Regions from separate parts of the Homo sapiens genome. Here region 2 is linked to region 1. A link is a contact called in ENCODE Hi-C or POLR2A ChIA-PET data. All regions are on one chromosome and are shown on one strand. The core of a region is the stretch at or near the end of the contact, and the rest is flanking DNA. Distances in the headings are between cores, read along the strand shown.

Region 1 (6,444 bases), core at 2,155-4,654:
GTTCTACTGCTACAGGCTACAGCAGCAAGTGTTCCCTCATTAATAGTCTCTATAATGAGAAAGAAATTGCCTCTTCCTTCTTAGGACTTTTTACCAAGTCCTCCCAAGAACTCTGTCATGAAGCATTTATCCAGAAGTCAGTTGCCAGCCACCTCTTCTCATAGGCACCCCAGTCTTGACTGATTCTTCTACAGTCTTCCTTGTGTTTGGCCCAGGGAGCGTTCCTGTGGGGTGAGCACTCGCTTCCCTTCCTTTGTGGAGGCAAGGAAGCTCATCACTATCAGTACTGGACTTCTCTGCCTGGTCCTCAGGGCTCAGTTCAGATCAGCTGGGTGTATGAAGGTGAAAGACTATGGTAGACGTGGGTCTGCCACCTCCCAGCAAACACTCAAGGAAAATTGGCCCAGTTTTTTATGAATTATCTAGAATGTAAAGCACTTAGACTTTTTTTTTTTTTTTTTTGGTTATTGGTTTTGGACCCACCTAAAAATTCTTGGGAAAAAAAAAAAAGAAGTACCATTTAACTTTGTATTATAAAAAAGACTGAAAGGGTATTTCATTTACAAAATTTATTTCACAAAAAAGACTTTTCGTATAAATGCATCACATTAAACAGAAAGGTAGGAATTCCTGATGTCTAAGTGTCTAGTCCTAAACTGATTTTCCAAAGCAACTGAGAGTTTAGTTGGTTTTGGAGACAGTGTCTGTCATTCTCTCCCTCTCCCTCCTTCTTTGCCTTGCCCCCTCCATAGCTCTGTAGTTGGGTCTAGTTTAGGGCTTACCTATATGAAAGATTAAGTAAACACTCTGTTCTTTTCTTTGGGAAGTTAGTGTTGTTTTAGTATGTGGGGAGTCGAACACTCTTTAAAATAACTCATTTCTAGAAAACAAAAAGGCCAAAAATTTAGGATAAGATAACAGATATTGAAGATCAATGATTACATATTAAGTCTGTCAGTGTGATTCTCTTGAGATAAAAAATCCTTTTTTAAGAGAGTATAGTGCATAATATATTTTTGCTTCTATGAACTTATTTGGTTTCAATAATTTAATATTGAGGCTGTCTCACATTTTAAACCTAGGGAGAAAACAGGTTGGAAACTACATAAAATTGGTGTATCAACAGTTTTGAGTTGCAGTTTAACTTTCACTATGCTGCTTAATTTGTCATCCATAAAATTGGGATGAATCCAAACCTGGAAAGTAATATTTGACTGTAATACCAAGCCATACAGCATTGCCTGATCCACATAAAGCACACTTGATCAGTTTTGTCATTTGCACATGTGGAGAGTTTTCTCAGGCTGAGTAACTCCTGGTATTGGATTCTAGGCATAATCATGTCATTCTTGCTTGTTGGTGCCATGAAATAATTAGCCCACCATGTAAGGGCCCAACTTGATGCTGTGCTTAAGAGTAGAGCCTATATTCTTGATTCTTGTGGAATTTGTGTCTTATATGAAAGTTTGCTTGACCCACCAGTTGCTTCTTTTTGCTTTTAACTGTTAATATAGCTCCAAAAGCTATTGCCCAAATTTGTCAAAATTCATATTTAAAAGTTCTGCTGTTCAATGAGCTAGTCACTAGCCAGATGCAATTATTAAAATTAAAATTAAAAATGTATTTATTCATTTGCACTATCCACATTTTAAGTGCTTGATGCCTGCAGGTGGCTGGTTAGTGGCTACTATGTAGACAGATACAGAACATTTTTCTTGTGGCAGACAATTTTGCTGGACAGTTTTGCTCTAGACTGAAGCTCTGCACACAGTACTTCCCCTGTAATAACTATAGACATCTGGCTAGTTTTTACTGTGTTACAAACATTTTGCTAATTCAAGTTTGGAGACAATGGATTTCATAAAGAAATTATAATAAAATATACCTGTCAATGTACAATGTAGTGTTTCACCATATTATGTAATAAAATATCTTAAGTGCTAGTTTGGAAAATTTGCTGTTTTTTGTTATAGTGTTTTTAACATCTTTTGCCCTCTAGAACATTATTCTCAAATTTTAAATCCATATAACTATTGAAAAATCTGTATAAGTATTGATTTCTGCTTTTACATCTTTAATCATATGAACCAAAAGAAATACAACAATGAATCATCTAATATGTTTGAACAAAAATTGATGGGTTTTTCTTTTTTGAAAGTTTTATTTGGAGCACTGAGCTTGGAATATAAAATAAATAAAGACAACATGGAATTTAAATTTGGATGGGTAAAATAGAAAATGAAGTTTAGAGGCTTGATAGATTGACAGATCAAGAGGGGTAAAACAGAAACTATTGCTATATAAGCTCAGGATGAAATACTAAGTAGAGACCTCAGCCTATACATAAAAAGAGATGGAAAAACTAAGAAAATGCATGTTTGTTTTGCAATTTAAATTTTTATTTTCAGATCTTAGAGGACAACTATATCATTAAATGTTAAGCTTGCTAAAGCAGTATTTTTTAGGTGTCTTTAAAGTAACTTACTACAACTTCCTATATTTTTGCAGCATCTTCTAATGTACATGAAAGTTCAGTGAATGTACATGAAAGTTCAGGGACCACATGCTTAAATACTGGAGTTGAACGGAGAACTAAGCTTGTTTTGAAATAATTTTTGTTGTCCCTGCTTCCAAATTTGTTGTGGTAGTGGTTATATGAGTCTTTTATTTATTAGGAGATTAGGAAACTGCTTTCATAAATGGACATTATACAAGCATCTTCAAGAAACATGTTTCGCTTCTCCAGCTCCAATTAGAAAAGCGGTAATCTCCATCCCAGCCTTCTGGATGGCTGGCCTCTCTTCCTAACTTTCTTACCCGAATACCTCTTTATAGGAGGCTTACTACATGCCATTTGCTATGCTAGATATTGTGGGTAGCAATGATAAAGGCCATCTTCTCTATTTTATTTTTGGGCATCCTCAGGGTTAATGCCGTCATCTTTTCCTTCAACAACTGCAGTGGTCTCCTTAACATTGTCTCTGCTTCTGGATCTTGGTCTCCCACAAACCACTTCTCACAGTCATCAAAACAAACTTCTTCAGATCATAATTCAGATTATGTCACTCCTCTGCTATAAGCCTGTTCTGTTACATTTAGAATGAAATCCAATCTTTTAAAAAATAGAATAAAAAAAAATATATTTTAGGAAGCCATGTCATCAGAAGTGTAATCCAGAGAATAATATACTCTATAGGTCTAAAAAAAGATTTTCTAAATTATGCAATTATATTTTGATAAATACTTATAAATATTCAAATACAGACATCAGTAAAATGAAAAGTGAAACTCATTTCACCCATTTCATTCAATTTCTCCCCCAAGATGACTACTGTTAATTGGGTCTATATAGTTTAAGGCCTTTCCTATGAAATTACGTCCATGTTGTACGTTTGCTTTACATATGTTATGGACTGGAAAATGAAAGCAGTTGTGTGGAAGGGTTCTTATGTTACAGAAGGAAGTCACATTTTTTTAGTTTCCTTTTAACTTTCTTTAAATGAAAAGGAAAGAATGTTTTAAGTTATATCTTCAACTGCTAGAAAGGTAGTATACTTAGAATTTTTATGGCCCTTTCCTAGGGATTTATGATTTTCACATAAAAGAATGAAAATTGAACACACACTGAATTATACTTCTAAAACATACTTGAAATTTTTTGCCTCTCTCTATTCGTGTTACTTAACCAGTGCAAACTTACTGTAAGTAACGAAATCATTGAAGAAATACACAGAAAATGAAAGTAATCCATAATCTCACCTTCTGCTTTCTAGAGATGACTCCTAATATTTTGACAGGTGGCACATACATATGCATGTATGTATGTGCATATATGTACATTATATATGTGTGTGTGCATGTGCATATTAAACTTGATATTCAGTGGAATCATAATACATAATGTTTTGGTTTCCTTAATTAGGTTATTGTGAAAAGCTTTCCTCTTCATATTCTATTTTTAAGCAACCTGTCCCAATCTGACAATTTCTCACTCTTAGTTTAGTGGTTTTGAGCTGTGGCATACTGGTGTTCCCTGACAGTGGTATTGCAGGTGTTGAAAAATTTGTAGTGTGATAACCTAGCCTATAGGGTGGAGCCTGGAACTATGACAGTTGTCTTTTTACTTCAAGGTGCCACACAGTTGTTGTCATCTCCTGTTTGTTTTTCATAATATAAAAGCATTTGGGAAGCACTGCTAAAAATCCATGCTTTCCCTGTCTCCCTCCTCAAACATGGACCTCCCCACACTTCTCCCAGCTTCCCTTATTACCTCTCTGAGGCTCTTCTCCTCACAGCAGACTGATCTTTTAAAAACACATGTCAGATATCAGGAACTTAGGAATTCTACCCCATATCCTCCACTGGCTTCTCAATGGAGTCAATAAAATCCAAATCCAGTTATTGGCTAGCTCCACGTTAAATTGTCTTCTGCTCTCTGCCTCCCTCATTCAGCTTTCTGATCGTGGAATGCTCCAAGATCATTCGTATCTCAAAGTCTTTGTGCCTGTCATTCCCTCCGCCTGGAATGGCATTACCTCCATCTTCCCATTCTGGTCTCTACTCATATTTTGCCTTCTCAGAGGCTGACCTAATTACCCCGTCTCTACCCTTCTGTTCGTTAACTCCTTTGCCTCCTTGCCTTAGCACTTTGGTCACTGTTCCATATGCTTGTTTAGTGTCTTTCTTCCATACTAGCCTGTTTTCCATGAAGACATCAACTTTGTTTTATGTTTTTCATCTCTTGTACATATCAGGTGCTCGAGAAATAATTATCTAATGAAAAAGTACATATACAATGAAAAAAGTACATAGCGAAACTAACATTTTTATTCAGTATTTGTTTCCTTTATTTCATTTTCCCAGTGCCTTGGATTTTTCTGGTCAGTTATCTCTAGTGTTAGCATGAGCACTTCAGGAAGAGGTAAGGGAGAGATATTAGCCAGTTAAACCATGCATGATTACTCTGTGATATCAGTTTTATGTAACATATTTTGATCTTTTTAACATAGTCAAATGGATGTTGTAACACTTGCTTGATTTAACATTATATTTTGGTCTTTATTATAGAAATTTTAAGGAATTTCACATAATCACTATTTTCTTATAGAAGAATATAGGGACAAGCAGAATGGTGATTTTCTTAAAGGCCTTATTTCTTAAAGAGAATAAAATTTAGTTTATGTATAAAGAAAATGATTTTATTCTCAGACACTTTCCTCCCTGTGTGTATCCCCTCAAATTATCACATTTAAATAATTCTCAGTGGTCCTAATTGATTTCTGAATAAAATATATTCTGGCCATTTTTCTTTCTCCCAGGATTTATTATGAGCCATGACAATAAAGTTTAGGTCTATTTACAAATCAGAGAACCTTCATATTTTTGAGAACTGGAACTTTGAACTAGATTAGTTGAGTATATCATGTTGGTTTTTTTGGTGACACGCAGTATAGAGAAAATTAAAAATGAATTTCCATCACACCTATCTTTGAAAACTGAATTTAGCTTAAATTGAAAGGGGTGAAAAGTTGGCATTTTATTACATCATTTCACTTATCTTATAAATCTTAGAGTGAAGACAATGTTTATGACATTATTTTAAGTCTGAAATTAAATTTAAGTGAAGCCTTTCTGAGACTTATTTATTTTAAACACTTGTTATTGCATTTTGGATTAAAAAATTACATACACAAATTTGTTTTCCTGAATATATAATGTGTTTGATCTCTCCATAAATATGTATGTTAATATAGCACTAAAATCTAAATCTTTCCACATTATTGTACACGTAGGTATGCAATAAATATTTCTTGATTGGTTGACTAATATCCAAGCATATTTAGGCATACTATTACATGTTTAGGTCTTTCTGATGAGATTCCAGTTCTTGAATCTGGTTGTTGCTACCACACTGACCTTTTTAAGGTGCAAATCACATTATCCCTCATGTAGAACCCTTTAAAGGCATTACAACACCTTCAAAAATAAAATAAAATAAAATGAAAAAAGGCAGACTCCTTTTTGTGGTGTAGAAGTCCATGCAAGATAAGGTCCCAGCTTCCTATCTCCCAGGTGTCTTTTTTTTTTTTTTGGATGGAGTTTCTCTCTGTCTCCCAGGCTGGAGTGCAATGGCGTGATCTGGGCTCACCACAATCTCCGCCTCCCATGTTCAAGCAATTCTCCTGCCTCAGCCTCCCGAGTAGCTGGGATTACAGGCATGTGCCACCATGCCTGGCTAATTTTGTATTTTTAGTAGAGACGGGGTTTCTCCTTGTTGGTCAGTCTGGTCTCGAACTCCCGACCTCATGTGATCCTCCTGCCTCGGCCTCCCAAAGTTCTGGGATTACAGGCATGAGCCACTCCATCTCCCAGGTTTTAATCTCTTCTGTTCTATTCTTCCTAACTAGATGTTCTACAAAATTGCTTGTGCCAATAGCTCATTAT
Region 2 (6,444 bases), core at 1,274-3,773, 230 kb before region 1:
AAAATTTATCAATTAGCAGGTTCAAGTAACTACACTTTTTTTTTTTTTTTTTTTTTTAAGATACAGGGTCTTGCTACATTACCCAGGCTGGAGTGCGGTGGCTGTTCACAGTTGAGGTCATGGCTCATTGCAGCCTCAAACTCCTGGGCTCAAGCCATCCTCCTGCCTCAGCTGCCCAGGTAGTTGGACCACAGACACCTGTTCTAGTAACTACTGTTTGTCTATATTTAACGTTAACCAATGTGGTAAACCACTAGTGTGTACCAGCACTATGTTAGGCTTTGTTTAGGTTTTGCCCTCTAGGAGCTTCAGTCTGTTTGGAGAAATGGACATGTAGATAAATGTTATAACTCACGTAGAAATGAAGTGCTTAGAGAAGGCAGATGACAGAGTTACTGGCTGTATCTGGAGAAGTTGGATAAAGCATCATAGATGAGGGGACAGTTACCTTTGGAGTTTCCAGATGAAGAGATGGAGGAAAAGTGCCTTGATGACACCAAGTCACCCATTGTGCTTGTTTACCATGTGGTTAAAATAAAGCATTTGCATTTGGTGATTTCTAAACTCTCTTCTAGTTCTATGAATTGACCACAGTATAAGTATAGTTGTTTCTGTGTGTGTGTGTGTGTGTGTGTGTGTGTGTGTGTGTGTGTGTGTGTGTGTGTGTAGGGGGCGGGAGGTACTTTTTTTTTTTTTTTGAGACGGAGTCTCGCTCTTTCACCCAGCTGGAGCGCAGTGGCACGATCTCGGCTCACTGCAAGCTCTGCCTCCCGGGTTCACGCCATTCTCCTGCCTCAGCCTCCCAAGCAGCTGGGACTACAGGCGCCTGCCACCATGCCCAGCTAATTTTTTGTATTTTTAGTAGAGACAGGGTTTCACTGTGTTAGCCAGGATGGTCTTGATCTCCTGACCTCGTGATCAGCCCACCTTGGCCTCCCAAAGTGCTGGGATTGCAGGCGTGAGCCACCGCGCCCAGCCAGTTAGCGGGGGGTACATTGACTGGGCTTGAGATGTTCGTATGTAATAAATTTTTAAAAATTGCAGTTTTAATTTCCAGTTTTTAGTGAATTTTGGTCAATAGAATTTGCTCTTAGGAAAAAGTAAAGGAGGTGAATGCTGGCTTTCTTTTGCAATAGAAACAGCCAACTCACTCATTCATTTAACATATATTGTTGAGTGCCTACCATGTGCCAGATATTGTTAGAGAGCAATAAAAACACATATTCCGGCTTCTAAAATACTTACATTTTGGTGGCACATGGGACACCACACTCTGGATTGGGGGAAAATTTGGGGTATGGGTTGCCACAAAAATGAGCAAACATCAGTGTCTCCTGCCCTTTCCAAAAAGCACAAGGGGGCTATCCAAGAGAAGGGAGAAAGCAGGTCTAGGCTTGGAAAGGATAGGTGGAAAGTGTGGCACTAGCAAGGGGTTTTTGGAAGGCAAGGGTTTCCATATGCAAAGATTGGGAGATGGAGTATTTCAGCTGAAGAGAAAACTTAAGACTATTTTCAGGCCAAACAGTCCAACTTGAAGAGTGGGTTATATTCAATAGAGTAGTAGGAGATGAATTAGATACTGAGCATGAAAATAACAGCTATGAACTTGTCCTCATGCCAGGTGCTGCGGCAAGTGTATTTACTTATTAAATACTTCAAAATCCCGTAAAATAAATATTATTGTGTCTCCATGTTACAGCTTCTCTTGGGGCCATATGAGTAATAAAAGACAAATAAGTTTCAAGCTCAGGTCTGTCTGATATAGAAATACTTGATCTCAACCACCATAATATATTGGAATTTTCATTTTTGGATAGTTAGGCTACAAGGTTCTCTTGAAAATTTTGAGTAGGCAGTTGCTTAAATATGTACAATGTAACAGTATGATATATCCCATAATAGTGTTAGATTTGGGGTATTCTGGGAACATGCTGAAGAGGCAAACTACTCAGTTGGGGGTGGATGGATGGAATTTGCCTAGGAGGGGATATCAGCATTGAGACCAAAGACATAGAGCAGTTATCAGAGCCAATGAGGAGGGTTTTCTTGATAGAGAAGGCAGCATGTGAAGGGCCCAGAAGTACGGTACTAGGAACTGCTACTGGTATCTTTGAAGATTCTGTAATAGAGATGAATGTGGCAATTTGTTGGGACTAGATCATGAAACCCTTGGGTGTTATGCAAGGGAATGATGACTTTATCTTGGAGGCAACCTGATGATATGGAAGAGTTTTAGGCAGATAGGCAGGGGAGTGATAGGATCAGACTTCCACAATTAGAAGATTATGTTAAATTCATTTAAACAAATGTGAACAGTAGTGAATCAATTCCCAGGGGAAGTTTCATTGCCAAGTATTCTTCCTGCCGTGAAGATTAGCCTGTTAGTTACCAAGCCGCTTTCGTTTTCAGTGTCTGTGCTTGTGGTCGGTAACTTTTGCTGCTGTTGTTCTGCTGCTGTCTGCCATTCCATTCGCCATCTATCACGCACACAGAACCCTGGCCAGGATCATGAAGGGCGATTGAAAAGGTAACAAGAGAAAAAAAATGATAGATTAATGTAAGCCTGATGTTTGTTTTAGTGGCAGATTTTGGTGTTCACATGAGTGCCTGAGCCTGTCTAAATTAATCTCATATTCTCACCACAGTCTTCTAGCTTGAGAATTGACTGCAGGTAAAAATAATTGGAAATTATTGGTGTAGCCGAAACTGCATTACAGCTGCCAAGTGTGGATACACCGGAGCCAGGCTGCTTTTGTCTGCTTCCTCATAAACATTCTTTCCGCATTCTTTATCAGCACATAATCCTGAGACACAAAAAGCCTTTGTGTCCCACTGGGAATGTGAGAAAATCAAAGCTATCTATTGGTTTTGCTCCTGTTAGGAACCACTAACATTTCTATATTAACCACCCATGTTTTGAATTGAGATAGATGTTATCAGCAAGATGTGTCCTCCATTTATCCCCAAAGATATCACTGTCCCAATACAAGAAATCTTAAAGACAGACTGCAAATGTCTGTTTTCATCCACTTGATGCTGTGATTTGTGGATACTTGTTAGACATGTGAATTTAATGGGGCTTAGCCTAATAGTAAGCATTTATATAGAACTTCCCATGAGCCAGGCACTTGTATAGTAATACATCTAATCATCACCACAGTCATGTGAGGTAGCTATTATTGTTTTATACTGTTTGTTATGCACTGAATTGTATTCCCCAAAATTCATATGTTGAAGCCCTAACCCCCAATGTGATTGTATTTGGAGGTAGGGACTTTAAAGAGGTCATTAAGGTTAAATGATGTCATAAGAGTGGGCCCTAATCTACTATGACTGATGTCCTTATAAAAAGAGGAAGAGACTCCAAGAATGTGTGTTCACAGAAATGAAGACAGAAGACCAGAAGGTGGCTATCCAGAAATCAAGGAGAGTCCTCAGGAGAAACCAGCCTTATTGGTATCTTGATCTTGGACTTTCAGCCTCTGGAACTATGAGAAAATTAATTAATTATTTAAGCCTTCAAGTCTGTGGTATTTTGCTATGTTGGCCCTAGTATACTAATACATACACATTTTGCTGTGTGGGAAAATGAAGGCACAGAGAGGTTGAGCGACTGCCCCAAGGTCACATGGCTAGAAAATGACAGAATTAGGATTTACACATGGGGAGTGTGATTGTGGAATCAATGCTGTTAATCACCATGCTGTACTGCTTCTCATGAAGACAGAACTTCCCAGTATTGGGGCCTGGGCGGTATGACCATATTCTGCCTCTGGCATCTTTCCTCCCCTTATTTTCTGTACCCAGCCCTCTGCGTTCTAGTGTATAATACTCATGGACTGTTCACCTTGGGCTATACTATGTAGGAATGATGCATCTGCAGAATCCTTTACTCTCGTCATGGTTGGCAGTTTGCTCTGGTTTGAGCAATTTCATGGCTCAGAATAAGTAGGGTCAGCAAACATGTTAACATTTTTCTTGTCACGAATTAACTTTTCAAATAACAGCAAAACTCAGCTTCATTTTTTTCCCCAGTTTTAGTCTCATTGATTCAGTAAAAGAATGCTTTTGTAGTCTATTCTTGACTGTCATCTTTTGGAAAAGATTTTTTTTTGTGAAAGGACAGGAAGAAGAAAAGAGGAGAGAAAAGCAGTTGTTTGAATTAAAGTGACCATGTTAACACCTATGACTGGTCTGATGAATTGAGTACTTTTTAATTACTTAAATATGTTTAGTATGTTACATGTTTTAAAATAGTTCTTAAAATGTAGTAGCGTTTTTTCGTAGACACTTAAGCTTCAGCATACCTGAAGAAATGATACAGTTGTAAAAATGCAATACAATGACCATCGAGGGTGAGTAAGTGTGGGAAGCTTCCTGAAAATGCAGATGCAGAATGGATTATACTGCATACATATCTACATTAGGGTTGATCTGGGAAATTATAAAAAGTTTATTTCTGAGCTCATTAAACATTTCCTGCAAATTTAAAATTGAGTTGGTTGTATAGGAAAACAAAACTTATAATGAATACATGGACTCTTTTCCTGATCCTCCTTTTAATGAGGTAATTAAATGAAGAACAGACAATGTGTACATGGCCATGTGCCTTTCATATAGTGTAATTTAATACAGATACATGGCCACATATGAAAAGAATAAAATTAGATTTTATTGATTTTATATTTTCCTTAATTTTATATGACTAAGAGAGTTATATGACAAGTATTGTTTAATTTCTGAAACCATGTTACTATCACTTTAGTTATCATGATTCAGGCCGGAGCATATGCATCATTTCCAGGTGAAGTTTGTTCCAGCTCATGGATCAAGCCATTATCTGCTCTGTGTGCAGGACTCTTACCAGGATAAGAAGAAACAGGAGAATGCATTGAGCTTTACTCTAAACTGTGAAAATAAACATAAACTGCCTTTGGAACAATTTATGCAGTTTTTTTCCATCATGAAGCCAATTTGTTATCTATTTCTGCATATCAGTAAAAACATGTTCCTTATTCAAAATAAAATATTTCTCTTTATATGTTACTTTATTTAATACCTGAAGGTGCACTCCTCAACTTATGGCACTAATATTCGTTGCTGTGGAAATATTTTCAGAACTCAAGTTTATGATTTGTGGAAAGTGTACTAGAGAATCACATGAATTATTAATTAATTATTTTTTAAAGTATGCTTTTTTCTCCTATTCATGGTAAAAATAAAGAAATGTAAATTATGAGAAAAAGATTATTTTAATATATGGTAGAGTTTTTTTCTTTCTCATTAGAGATCAGTGGCTTTATAGCTTAGAGTAGTTTTTCTTATTTTTTTTTTGTGTGTGAGTAAACTTATCCTACTTTTAAAACACTCTATTTGTTGGTACAAGCTGAAAAAGTATTTATTGCATTTTCTTCATAGTTGAAATTTACTTTTAAGAATTCCCTTTAGATTTCAAAGAATTAAATGACATTTAAATTTATTTATTGCAAAACTTCAGTACCATTATGCCAACTTATGTATGATGCTTTTCTTCTTGAACCATATGCCTTTACTGCCTACTGCCAGAAATCCTATGGAGGTTTTGCTCTGAGCACTCCAGTAAGCAATTTTGGAATGTAATTATCCAGCATATTCAACAAGAAAGGTGAGGTGGAACCCTTATTTCAAAGAAAATTATCTGCTTTTGTTTATGTTAGAAATCGCGTATTCTATTGGCTCCTAGAGAGTAGGCATCTGGCTTGTGGATGCCCAGTATCTATTCTCCATTCTGATAACAGCATCCAGATTTTGCTTTGGGAATTGTGATGGTTAATATCTAGTGGCAACTTGATCGGATTGAAGGATACGAAGTATTGTTCCTAGGTGTGTCTTTGAGGGTGTTGCCAAAGCATATGAACGTTTGAGTCAGTGGTTTGGGAGAGGCAGACCCTATGTCTGGGTGGACACCACCTAATCAGCTGCCAGCGCAGCTAGAATAAAGCAGGCAGAAGAAAGTGGAATTAACAGAGTTGCTGAATTTTCTGGCCTTCATCTTTCTCCTGTGCTGGATGCTTCCTGCCCTTGAACATCAGACTCCAAGTTCTTCAGCTTTTGGACTCTTGGACCTGCACCAGTGATTTGCCAGGGGCTCTCAGATCTGTGGCCACAGACTGAAGGCTGCACTGTCAGCTTCCCTACTCTTGAGGTTTTGGGACTTGGACTGGCTTCCTTGCTTCTCAGCTTGTAGACGGCCTATTGTGGAACTTCACCTTGTGACTGTGTGAGTCAGTACTCCTTAGTAAATTCCCCTTCACATATACAACTATCCTATTAGTTCTGTCCCTCTAGAGAACCCTGACTAATACAGGAATCTACACCTCATTGAATGCGGTTTTGGGGGCAGAAAAGTTTGATACCTTTTCTTACTGGTGATAAGGCTCTCATCTGACCGCTCCTATTACAAAA

Evidence for each region. Hi-C counts contacts between places; a loop is a spot of excess contacts on that map. ChIA-PET counts read pairs that join two places held with the same protein, here RNA polymerase II (POLR2A). Pooled maps may share reads with other maps.
Region 2: a map with no recorded cell type shows a loop between it and region 1 (2.7-fold over the local background). The contact joins two enhancer-like sites. A Hi-C loop is called at or near these places in 3 of 37 single-sample maps with no recorded cell type and 1 of 50 pooled maps. POLR2A ChIA-PET finds 5 or more read pairs at or near these places in 1 of 52 experiments (GM10248).

What each region holds. Positions count from the first base shown.
Region 1 is chr6:128,256,876-128,263,319 of GRCh38, reverse strand. All of the region lies in intron 3 of PTPRK (protein tyrosine phosphatase receptor type K), which reads left to right. Among named protein-coding and RNA genes, the nearest start is that of PTPRK-AS1, 230 kb to the right of the region's middle. Within about 2 kb of position 3,404, at least 2 of the 41 ENCODE cell types and tissues checked have a DNase peak (open chromatin) inside an H3K27ac peak, as active enhancers do.
Region 2 is chr6:128,487,815-128,494,258 of GRCh38, reverse strand. The region is part of intron 1 of PTPRK (protein tyrosine phosphatase receptor type K); the gene reads left to right. Among named protein-coding and RNA genes, the nearest start is that of PTPRK, 30 kb to the left of the region's middle. Within about 2 kb of position 2,523, at least 15 of the 41 ENCODE cell types and tissues checked have a DNase peak (open chromatin) inside an H3K27ac peak, as active enhancers do.